Linked DNA regions of Homo sapiens: regions 1 and 2 are each linked to region 3. The links are chromatin contacts, found by Hi-C or POLR2A ChIA-PET in ENCODE. All regions are on one chromosome and are shown on one strand. The core of a region is the stretch at or near the end of the contact, and the rest is flanking DNA. Distances in the headings are between cores, read along the strand shown.

The links. Hi-C counts contacts between places; a loop is a spot of excess contacts on that map. ChIA-PET counts read pairs that join two places held with the same protein, here RNA polymerase II (POLR2A). Pooled maps may share reads with other maps.
Region 1: a loop to region 3 is called in a pooled map, with 4 times the contacts of the local background. The contact joins the enhancer-like site here to the promoter of SLC35E3 in region 3. A Hi-C loop is called at or near these places in 4 of 50 pooled maps. POLR2A ChIA-PET finds 5 or more read pairs at or near these places in 2 of 52 experiments (activated CD4-positive, alpha-beta T cell and activated CD4-positive, alpha-beta memory T cell).
Region 2: a loop to region 3 is called in a pooled map, with 5 times the contacts of the local background. The contact joins the promoter of LINC02384 here to the promoter of SLC35E3 in region 3. A Hi-C loop is called at or near these places in 3 of 37 single-sample maps with no recorded cell type and 11 of 50 pooled maps. POLR2A ChIA-PET finds 5 or more read pairs at or near these places in 3 of 52 experiments (B cell, CD4-positive, alpha-beta memory T cell and activated B cell).

The regions. Positions count from the first base shown.
Region 1 is chr12:68,479,266-68,483,552 of GRCh38, forward strand. No RefSeq gene overlaps it. Among named protein-coding and RNA genes, the nearest start is that of LINC02384, 30 kb to the left of the region's middle. Within about 2 kb of position 2,471, at least 7 of the 41 ENCODE cell types and tissues checked have a DNase peak (open chromatin) inside an H3K27ac peak, as active enhancers do.
Region 2 is chr12:68,450,006-68,453,817 of GRCh38, forward strand. It overlaps LINC02384 (long intergenic non-protein coding RNA 2384), which reads right to left and starts at 1,479. Exons shown (of 4, transcript NR_120458.1): 1 at 1,362-1,479. RefSeq lists enhancers at 1,338-1,667, 1,728-1,867.
Region 3 is chr12:68,743,980-68,748,064 of GRCh38, forward strand. SLC35E3 (solute carrier family 35 member E3) reads left to right here and starts at 2,197. Exons shown (of 5, transcript NM_018656.5): 1 at 2,197-2,800; 2 at 3,951-4,061. The coding sequence starts at 2,399. It overlaps NUP107 (nucleoporin 107), which reads left to right. Exons shown (of 28, transcript NM_020401.4): 28 at 1-1,830. RefSeq lists enhancers at 1,870-2,560, 2,410-2,509, 2,560-2,669, 3,030-3,219.

The DNA of each region.
Region 1 (4,287 bases), core at 1,221-3,720, 260 kb before region 3:
TAACTGGGCATGAATGCAGTCTATCAGTGAGGCGTGCCCATGGCGATTTTCTTTCTGCCTCTGGTTTTTGAAAAGCATCTAGTTATGCATTCCCGAGGGTGGAGGGCAGACTGGGGAATCCTGGGTCTTCAGTCACAATAATGCCAGTTACCAGAAACAGCTAAACCAAATTTATAACATATGTTTCCATAGCCTCAAATATCCACCATTTGTCCCATGACCTTCTCTCTTTAAACAAATGCCAAACAAGGAGATTCAATTATTCAGTCAGTCTAAAAGGAATTGGTTTATGCTGAAATCCAGTGCTGAGTTTATATAATTTTACACAATGGGTCACACTGAAAGCTTTATGCAAGCTTGTAGCTGCAGCTAAGAAAGATTCCTAGCTTTCTTTATAGCTGAATTATTATCTAGGTAGAATCAATCCTCAAAGGAGAAAGCTAATTACATCACACCAGTTTTTGAAATGAAAAACGACAGAGAAATAACATTCATTCATCCATTCAATAAATATTTATTGTGTTCCTTTGAAGTGGCAGGCACCATACAAGGTATTAGAAATACAAAATGGAAAAGAAATAGTTCTTGGTCTCAGGAGTTCAGGGCTTTGTGTACAGATAGACACTGAACAGTCTGAGTCATTTAAAACACAATGTGATAAATATTATAATGGAAATAATTACAAGGTGCAGTGGGAATCCAGGCTGCATAATTCCTAAGTGTTACTAGGAGAAATCACTTCAGCAATAAGGATGACCAACTCAACCTAATTTTCCTGGGACTTTCCTTATTTTACCACTGATGCTCCCATGCCTGGGAAATCCCTCAGCAAACCAGGATGGTTGGTCATCCTACCTGCAATGCTAAACAAACAAATAAAAGTTATGTTTCTGTCTGCAAAAGACCACGTTCATTCCCAGAGGCACATGGGATCAGAATGACTTCATTAGAATGAGAATTCAGTAGCTGATGGAAAAAACGGATCTTTCATGGCTCTGCCAGACACAAAGGAAGAGTCAGCCTGATGTGTTAGAGAGAAGCTGTACATGGTTTCCCTGCCCTTGCCTAGAGTCTTGGGATAGCTATTTAACCTCTATGAGAATTTGTCTGTTTATCGGTAAAATTACACTAAATATTGTAGTAGTCAGAATAAGTCAGGTTATGCTGCTGAATCTTACTGGCTATAAAATTAAGTTTATTTGCATTACAGTTCAGCTGGAGTGTGCTGCTCATCTCACTCTAGGAGCTCAGCAGACAGAGCAGCCACCATCTCAAAGATTGTCTGTCCCCAGGGCACAGGGAAAAAAAAAAAAACATTCTTCCTGCCTCAGGTAATGGTTTTCTTTTCATCCACCAGCAATCCCTAAACCAACACCACATGGTGGTAGGCTTTTTTGTTGCAGCAGCATAACCTGGCCTATTCTGACTGATGGGGATAACTTAAAGTGTAGATGTGAGACTTAGAGGAAGTAAGAGAGTGAAGACTGCTTGGTAAACCCCTTAAGGGCTGATATGAATGTTTGAAAACATGCTTGTGAACACTTACCTGTCATCTAAGATTATTCATATAAAAACTATCTTGTTTAGGCTGGTTGAGGTGGCTCATGCCTGTAATTCTAGCACTTTGGGAGACTGAGATGGGTGGATTGCTTGAGGCCAGGAGTTCAAGACCGGCCTGTCCAACATGGCAAAACCCCGTCTCTACTAAAAATACAAAAATTAGCTGGATGCAGTGGCAGGTGCCTGTAATCCCAGCTACTCCTGCCAAGGCAGGAGAATCACTTGAACCTGGGAGGCGGAGGTTGCAGTGAGCCAAGTTCGTGTCACTGCACTCCAGCATGGGCAACAGAGGGGGACTCTGTCTCAAAAACAAAACAAAAAAAACCTACCTTGTTTAAAAACCAAGTTAGTGTTGAGGTTAGGGTTAGGCTGCTAAGGAGTCAGCATTCCTGGTTTGACCTTTCTACCAACTAGTTAAGTTTTTCACAAAGAATCACCTTTTCCACTGCTAAAGACTGCAGCCTTGGTCCCACCCAGTTATTCTTCAGACAAATAATGAGCAGCTGATCCCAGGGCCAGAAAGTGCAGTTGGCAAAGTGATGCCCTTCCCTGCTACCGAAAAAACAACCCCACGCTACACCATTCTCATGTTTTTAAAATGGACTTTTAAAAGCCCCTGGATCATTTGGAACATATTTCCCATGAGTTTTAAAACATTTTAACTCTTTTCCCCTCCATTTCATCATGAGCTTCCCGTTGGTGCTAAAGATAGTCATAAACAAACTCTGTGGTCTGTCTCTCAAAAAAGAAACATATGCAAATTCCAATTATCATCACTTTTTTCTGAGAATGGAAGAGCTCTGCTTCCTAGAGTGTAATGTTCATTTGCAAATTGCCTTTTGACAGGCGAAAATGGCACATTTGAACTAATGGCCTCTCCTTTTTAGAAACCATTCAAAAGAATTGGGTCGATAGATGTAACATCTGATTACAGAGTGAGTAGCAAGAAGGGGATTTTACCAGGGATCATTGAGCAAGAGTCTCAACATGGCCGAACTTTTTTTACAACTGAAGTCATCCATTAAACTCTAATGAACATGTGCATAACACATTTCCTGTGTAATCGAGACATCAAAAATTTCTGCCCTTTTAGTTAAGTGAAATGAAATGTTTCTCTTAAGTCTGATGAATAAATAGGTTCTTTTAAAAAAAATCCATAAAAGTTTAATTCTGTTTAGGCAATTCCCATTATGAACTTGCTTAAAAATGAGTTGTCTGTCCTACAGCATTTTATAGTGAATGATTTCCTCCTCTGATGAACACAGCAATTACTTAGCTGCGTTCTTAGATATTAAAGCACATTCTCTAGAGTTCAATTTTGGTTAGTTTCATTCCTGATGACATTGGGAATGAAATTTCAGCATAATCTCATGAGGATCCATGGACAGGAAATTGTCCAACAACAAAACTCCAGGGAGGCAGTAAGAGACCAGCTTGCATCTGAAGTTGAAGATGTTGGATGATAGGAGCCTAGAAATCAGCATAGAGGAAGGGACTCCTGGGGATAGCAGAAGAGTCTCCCAGGCAGCCCTCATCTTGGGAAATAATTACCTTTTCCTACCAAAATCCTTAGTGGGTTATTAAGTCCCTCCTTTGTTCGTGGGCAGAGGGCCTTTACAGACTTCAGGCAGTGGGGATTCTAGAAGAGACGTTTTACAGATGGTATCCTCAGAACTCACTCCAAGTATAGGGGACTACAGAACCACATTGCCTGCACTGCACAAAACAGAAACAGAAAAATAATTCAAATTTCCCAATCCAGGAGCCTAAGATCCCTAAGGTTCCATGAAGAGGTTTAGGGGAATCAGAAACTATACTTAAGATTCTCCCCAAAAAACTCATTCACCTGGAGGTTTTGACTTGTCTGGGGGAGTGTGGGGGTTAAAAAAAAATCAAAGATGACAATTCACACCAAAAAACAAATAACAACACACAAGAAACTCACAGCTGTGTTCAAGTGGGAACGCCAGTACTGTTTTAGGAGGAAAGAGGACAAAGGCAACAAACCAACATCTGCTTGCTTGCTATCTGGTACATCACCAAGGTGACAGCAGCTGGGTACAAATCAACTGCTCTTTCTCTTTTGCTAGCCACAAAGCTGCTCACTGTGGCTAGGCTGAGCTTGTCAGGACACATTCATGTGTGATCTAATACACACTAAACACTTAATAAGCAAATCTGAACACATCTCTAGAAGCCCCATGCAAAGAAAAGACACTCCCAAAGAGAGATCAGTCCCAAGAGCTCAACAATTCAAGATTTTACCAAAAGATACCCTGTTACCTCCTAAATTGCCAATTGCTTCTCAAAATTTTACTGCAAAAGGGAAATCATGACAAGAATTCTTAGGGTGGTGGGGGAGAAAAAGCTACTTTTCCTAGTCATTAGTACAGTGTGCCTTGTTAATTAGGTATCTTTATATACATTAGAAAAAGTACTTTACTTGCATGTTCTCATAAAATGAATTCTGAGTATAGCAGAATCATGTTAGATCTGTTCAGATATAAATTTTTACAGCTATATAAAACAGCCTATGTGTACTTTTTTGCCATTTTTAAACATGATTTTTTCATAAGAAAAATAAAGATTACACTACATGTGATGTATATGTAATGGATTATTATGCCAATAATTTTGGTCTTTAACATACTTCTTATTCATTAGGAGCAGATGGGGGTACCCAAGATTTCATATTAGGACTTTCTGTCCTGAATTTTGATTGAGCAA
Region 2 (3,812 bases), core at 229-2,728, 290 kb before region 3:
GAAAGGTAGACCCACCCTTAATCTGGGTGGGCACCATCTAATCAGCTGCCAGTGTGGCCAGAATATAAAGCAGGCAGAAAAATGTGAAAAGGCTAGACTGACCTAGCCTCCCAGCCTAAATCTTTCTCCACTGCTGGATGTTTCCTGCCTTTGAACATTGAATTCCAAGTTCTTCAGCTTTGGCACTTGGACTGGCTTCCTCGTTCCTCAGCTTGCAGACAGCCTGGTATGGGACCTCATGATCGTATAAGTTAATACTACTTAACAAACTCATATATATATATATATATATATATATATATATATATATATGAATGTGTTTTATATATATATATATGAATGTGTTTTATATATATATATGAATGTGTTTTTTATATATATATATATATCCTATTACATATCCTTAACAAACTCATATATATATATATATATATATATATATATATATATGAGTTTGTTTTATATATATATATCCTATTAGTTCTGTCCCTCTAGAGAACCCTGACTAACACAGGCACTGATCCATGACTTAATCACTTCCCAAAAGGACTCACCTCTTCATACTATCACATTGGGTATTAGTTCCAACATATGAATTTGAGGGGGACACTAACATTTAGACAATAGCAGGTGGTAAAAAAGACACATTGTCCTCACCTTATGGAGGTTCCCTAAGGGTGGAAGGGATGGAAGATATACAAGGATTAAACAGTTCAAGCTACAGGACAAGGGTTGTCTTAAGAAAGATGGCTTGACTGAGAGAAAGCAAATTGGTGTTCTTCAGTCTTTTCATGGGTGCTAGATACTTCCTTGTTGCCATTTCTGCATTGCCAGAGCCACACACACACACACACAGAACACAATAGACTTTGTACAGCTTCCAGTGCAAAATTAGAAACCAGAGCTCAATATCTAGTTGACAGTGACAATATGGTTATTAGAAAAGCCTAAGTATGACATGTCTTGAATAATCAATGATTGAATCATGTGCCTTTAAGCTTAGCTTATGCCAAATGCCTCCAGGAAAGGTTATTTAAAAAAAAAAAAACTCAGAATGTGCTCACTGGCTTACAGTGATTGAGTTATGCTGTGGGCCATGGTAACTTCTCTGCAGTGCTCAAAATAGATGAAGGGCAGATCAGTCACCCTGGGGAATTTTATCTGCCTCATTTATGCATCCAGAGATGCTGCTTACATAAAGCCGAAATAAGCACAACCAAAAGGCACCAAGGAAGACGAATAAAAGGTGACGATTCAAATAGAAACCAAGAAAACAAGAAAGCAATCAACAGCAAAGATCAGGACCAGTCCCTGTTGTAAAGATCTGAGTAAGAATTCGGCCTGTGAAGATGGTACAGTACCTTTAACTTTCTGATATCTTCTAAGAGGCAGATTTAGAAACCTCTTCCTGGAGAAAGCCACAGCCTCCAGCTGTTCTTGTTCTACACATTCAGGCATGGACCCTTGCCACAGCCTCTCAAGGATTCACACTTCACACTGGCAGAGCACTCTCTCACTCCTCCTGGAGATACTGGCTCCTTCTTGACCTGCAGGCAGAGCACCAGAACCATGTAAAAATGTGACTCAGGCAACTCACAGATAAGCAAAGACCTCCAGGCAGAGCACCAGAAAGTCAATCAAGAACCATGCAAAAATGTGACTCAAGCAACTCAGAGTTAGGCAAAGAAACTGAAAGTTTCAAGAGTTCCCCTTGGCCAAGTTTACACCAAAACATTTTTATTATGCGAGTAGTTTTTAAAGGAAATCATTCATCATAAGTTTGCAGAAAAGGTCTGCTCCTTGTCTCCAGTTGCCTTGGAGATCGTCAAGGGGTGGCTGGAGGTGAATCTAAGAGACTGGAAATTCAGTTCATGGTCAAATCCATCAGTGTTTTAAAACATTCTAAAAAACCCAACAGCACCATCTGTAAGGACTGCATCATTTGCGAAATTTCTTGCTAAATCAGCTGGCCAAATGCAAAGCCAATTGCTTTGGCTTCCGTACAACACCATGCTGCAGCCAGGAAGTATTTTAAGTGGATAATGAGTAGTCTCTTCTCTCAATGAATACGTTCAAATAACATCGACTGCCTGTAATATGCAAAGTTCCTAGTCAAGGCTGCCTTAGGAATTCCTGCCCCTTAACTTAACGCTTTAATCTTTATCAGGGAAAATATCCCTCTTCTCTAGTGATGTTTAAGAAATCAATTCCCTGGCAATGGCCCAATACACTTTCCAGCTCATACACAGACATGTAAAACTGCACACACAGAGAAACACCCAAATGCACACCATTCGTACTAGTTCTGAGATATGCAAGGCTTACACCCTGCATCCAAGAATGGCTGCCAAGTTTTTCCTTTATTTAGTTATAATACCTCCTCTAAAATTATTTGGGGACCCAAAATGGCCTTTTTGTGTGAGGAAACACACATAAGAAATACCTCTCTGCCTTTTTCCCTTGAAAAATATAGTTATCTATGGAAAATCTGTGTGCTCTCTCTCTTTGTCTCTCAGATAAAAGTGGCAAAGCAGATGGAAGCTCCTTCTGTGAAGAAATCAAATTCTATACTCCTTATATCCAACCTCCATTACTCTATTTTTGTCATTTAAGTTATATAGTAGATATGTAATAAATGCTTCATTATTTCACTTATTAAGTTGGCTTCTCCCTCAAGGTACTTTAGAACTTTGGTACCCAACAGCAGCTCTGGGATCATGAGCTTATCAGAAATGCAGACACTCTGGTCCCATCCTAGCCCCCCCTCGAATCAGAATCTGCATTTTAACAAGATTTCTAGGAGATGTGTAAGCACATTAAGGTTTGAGAAGCACTGTTTTGGGACACACCTTGATTCTCTTTTTTTTTTTTTTTTTTTTAGTTTTGGTTTCTTTTTTTAGACTTAGGGAATACAAGTACAGTTTTGTTACATGGATATATTGTGTAGTGGTGAAGTCTGGGCTCTTTGTGTACCCATCACCCAAATACTGTACATTGCACCCAACAGGTAATTTCTCATCCCTCATCCCCACTCCCACCCCACCCTCTTATCTTTTGGAGTTTCCAATATCTATTATTCCACTCTGTATGTTCATTACACCTTGATTTTTACACTGTTACTGTTAGTCTAGTAAGTTCTCTCACTCCGCAAAGATCATGTCTTGCCATGGGGGACACTTTTCTAGAGGATAGTAATTATGAGCTGATGCTTTTGGGCACTAACCATGTGCCAGGAGTGGAGAGGGCACATAGTTAACATGAGAAAGATTTACTCAGTTAGTAAAAGGTGGAGGCAAGTTGGAACTCAATCTGGCATCTGGGTCCATGTTTTCCAGGTGCTGCTTCCCTTATTGGGCCCCTGCAGGGTGCAGAACGGTCCTACTTTCTGCAAGGTGTTTGACGTCCCTGTCTACCACACACTATAACTGCATGATACCTTCAGAATCCTGACAACCTAAGGACTGCCCCCACATTTCCAGACACCCATGTGAGTGGTGCTGATCACACTAAGAACCACAGTGTCTTGTGTTCATGCAGTAATTTTGAGAAATTAGTTTCCTGTGATTTGTTTCTTTCTTCCAGTGTTTAACCAAATAATAAAAATCCTTTAACGTTTTACATGTTATTTTTCACTTCAATAGAAGGCTATCACTATTGAGGGCCTGCTCTATGCAGACTAAAAGATAAGTAAGCTCCTTGCCTCTAGCCACTGACAATCTGGTTAGAGAAATAAGGCCTTAGTAGATGCAATAGCTAAGAAACAATTCAAGACACTATAAGATTAAGTCCAGAAATGACCAGAAAGACCTAGA
Region 3 (4,085 bases), core at 947-3,446:
ACTAGATTTGGGGTGGGGAGGGGAAATAAGTGAGTCTTAAAAGTAGTTTTGTTACTTGCAACAAACTGTATATATAGAAACTTTGTACAACCCAGGGTGACTATTTCCAAAGACTGTTACCTATTTGTTGAACAACAGTGGGAAAACTACTTAGCCTAAATGAGGAGGAGGAATATTGTATGCTTCCATCGTAACCGTATGTGGGTAAATGGACAAGGTCTGTCATCTATTTAGGAACTTGTTTTGCATGTCCCCCACTCTGTATTTGTCTTTTGTTGTGCCTTGTTTTTTGAATGTCCTTTAAAAAACACAGCACAGAAACCCACTAAGGTTGTGGAATTACAAAATTCCTTCAACCTTAGACTCTTAATTAGGATGCCCTCAAATGGACTTGTTTTTAATTTTTATTTATTTATTTATTTTTGAGACATGGTCTTGCTCTGTCTCCCAGGCCGGAGTGCAGTGGCATGATATCTCACTGCAAACCTCCGCCTCCTGGGTTCAAGCGATTCTCCTGCCTCAGCCTCCCTAGTAGCTGGGATTACAGGCGCCTGCCACCACGCCTGGCTAATTTTTGTATTTTTAGTAGAGACGGGGTTTTGCCATGTTGGCCAGGCTGGTCTCAAACTCTTGACCTCAAGTGATCCACTCGCCTCGATCTCTCAAAGTGCTGGGATTACAGGCATAAGCCACTGCACCCAGCCAATTGGACTCCTTTGAGTCCTTAGGGAGTCAATGTGTGTGTTGCTGCTTATTTAAATACAGTTCAGTTGGAGCCCCAAGAGTGCCAATGTGCTCCTCACAATTCCCAAATGCCTCTCTTCCTGAACACCAGAAGTGGTGGGCACCTGAGTGGGAAATTTCAGGCAACTTAATTTAGTTCCTCAGTGCCTACTCTTGAAGAACTGGGTTTTCATTCTAGAGAGGAAACTCAGGGAAGGGCGTGTTGCCTATCACAGGTTCGCATACTAAGTTTTAAAAACTTTTCTTGGTGTGACTTATGCCAAGGAATTATGAAGACTTTTTCCTTGAGCATTGCATGAAGGCTACAAAGTTGGAACAGGCATGTCCTGGGTGTGAAAGTTTTAATTTCCCTACCTCATTTATTTATTTAATTTAGAGATGGGGGTCTCACTATGTTGCCCATCCCGGCTTCCAACTCCTGGGCTCAAGCAATCCTCCCACGTCAGTCTCTCAAATAGCTGGGACTACAGGCCCACGCCACCATGCCCTACTTCCTCATTTATTTTAAATTTTTTGTACCACAGTCTCTCTTTTTAATTTTATGACTGCTGAATTAATCCTAGACTCTGTCTTAAAACTAAGAATTGATGTATTGGCAGGAACAGCTGGACATTCAAGATGTTTTTGTGATTCCTTTTTTAAAAATCTCCTTTTGTACCTGTAATATCTACAATATATAATCTTTCTTTATCGACTTAAGGAGGAAGGAGAAAGGAAGAACCTGACTTCTGTGTGAAGGACCTTACTGTCGATCAAGACTGTTACTCAAAGTTCTATCTCTTAGTCATTGCACCTGACCTGATCCAAAACATATATATATATTTGTATGCACCCCTAGAGACAGCTGTATATATATACGGTTTTGCCAGGTTGTACGTTTTTTTCTCGAGTTGTAAGTGAACACAGTAGCACTCGTTTACATTGTCAAGGGGACATCTTTAGAGAACACATTTTCTCACTGTTGAGCTAATAATGCTTTGTGAATGTATGATCTAAGGAGAAACCCTTGTAGTTATACCCGATGATGCTGTCTGTTGGAAAGTAAATTTTGAATGTCTTTTTCCAAAAATAAAAAATAAAAACATGCTTTCAATAAGTTCTTTCCCCCCTCTGGCGAGGGCTACTAAATTTGCTCAGCATTTAATACGTAAAATTGGCTAACAGTGTCTGCACAGCCAGAGAGAAGTTGTCTAGCAAATCGGGTCAATGACACACAGGAAACAAACATCAAGAAAGGGGTCCTAGATTGGTCCAGTCAGGTAGGCGTTAGGTGACCAAGGGGGTCGGGGACCCAGAGGATAGGACCCAAAGACGCAAGCGTCGCGCGCCCAAGGCTCAGCGCGCCTGCGCAGGGTAGCGGCCGTTCAGCCAGCGGCTCGGGGGCGGAAGCACTGGAGCCCCGAGTCACGTGGCTGCGGGCGGAGATGAGCGGGGCGTGGGACGTGCTGCGGCGTCCTAGCTGGCTTACAGGGCGGCGGCGGGGTGTGTGTCCTCTGTTAAGAGTGCTACTCGCCCGGGGTTGATCTGTGCATGCCACTCCTGGGTCAGACGGTGAGGTCGGCGTCTGCGAGGACGCGGCGGTGGAGTAGAAGGGCAGCCGGAGACAGGCCCGGCGCCCCTTCCGAGGCTAGACGGCCCCAGCTTCGCGGGGATCATGGCATTGCTGGTGGACCGAGTGCGGGGCCACTGGCGAATCGCCGCCGGGCTCCTGTTCAACCTGCTGGTGTCCATCTGCATTGTGTTCCTCAACAAATGGATTTATGTGTACCACGGCTTCCCCAACATGAGCCTGACCCTGGTGCACTTCGTGGTCACCTGGCTGGGCTTGTATATCTGCCAGAAGCTGGACATCTTTGCCCCCAAAAGTCTGCCGCCCTCCAGGCTCCTCCTCCTGGCCCTCAGCTTCTGTGGCTTTGTGGTCTTCACTAACCTTTCTCTGCAGAACAACACCATAGGCACCTATCAGCTGGCCAAGGCCATGACCACGCCGGTGATCATAGCCATCCAGACCTTCTGCTACCAGAAAACCTTCTCCACCAGAATCCAGCTCACGCTGGTGAGTAGCTTCAGCTTCCCAAGGCGCCGCTCTCCCGACCCACCTCCTGCACTGGCCCCGGGAAATTCGAACGCACACTGGTCTTTCCCTTCATCTTGAAATCCACAAATGAGTCATCTGTGGGCATGTGAACTTTTAGGCTTATTTTAGGGAGGGGGAAAAGGCCATCTTGTCAGCCCAGAAGAGTGGGCATGTGTGAATTTTAGTAGCTGCCATTTGATGGAAATCGTTAAATGCTGTGATCGATAAGAAAAAAAGCTGTATTGGGTGGTACAGTCCAGTGTTATCAGAATATCTGCAAAAGCTCAAACAAAAACAGCCTTTCTCCCCCAGGGGAATCAAATCGTGTATGATAAAACGTGAAAAGATGTAGCATAAAGTAGGTCTCAAAACGTCTGCAGCACCATACTTTAGAGCTGTCTGCATCTTTAAATAAAAGGAGGTGGACTCAATTTTAGCACTTAGTAACTTATTTAAGGTCTTTTTCTTTTTTTTTTTTTTCTTTTTGAGACGGAATTTCACTCTTGTTGCCCAGGCTGGAGTGCAATGGCACGATCTCGGCTCACCGCAACCTCCGCCTCCCGGGTTTAAGCGATTCTCCTGCCTCAGCCTCCCGAGTAGCTGGGATTACAGGCATGCGCCACCACGCCCGGCTAATTTTGTATTTTTAGTAAAGACGGGGTTTCTCCATGTTAATCAGGCTGGTCTCGAACTCTGACCTCAGGTGATCTGCCCGCCTTGGCCTCCGAAAGCGCTGGGGTTACAGTGGTGAGCCACCGTGCCTGGCCTTATATTTAAGGTCTTTATGCTTTTATTGTTTTATATTTATGCTTATGCTGTTTAGACACTAGTTTGGGGATCCATTTACTCACCTTTGTATTCATGTGGTATTTTCTTGCAAAGTGCAATATATTTACCACAAATTTAGAATGGAATTAAATGTGAATATCAATATAGATTTGTCATATTTCACGTTTAGGAAATAGGATTAACAACTAGTTTTCCCAAGTCAAAACAGAAAACATTTATACAGGTTCATTGTTTCCCAGTTATGTGTTTATCATTAGCCTTGTAAGACATTGTGAAAGGAATACTAAATTTTTGTCTCTTGAATTTAATCTGAACAACATTTACCTCTTTTTCGTTACAGATTCCTATAACTTTAGGTGTAATCCTAAATTCTTATTACGATGTGAAGTTTAATTTCCTTGGAATGGTGTTTGCTGCTCTTGGTGTTTTAGTTACATCCCTTTATCAAGTGGTTGGTAATTTTTTTTTCTTTATG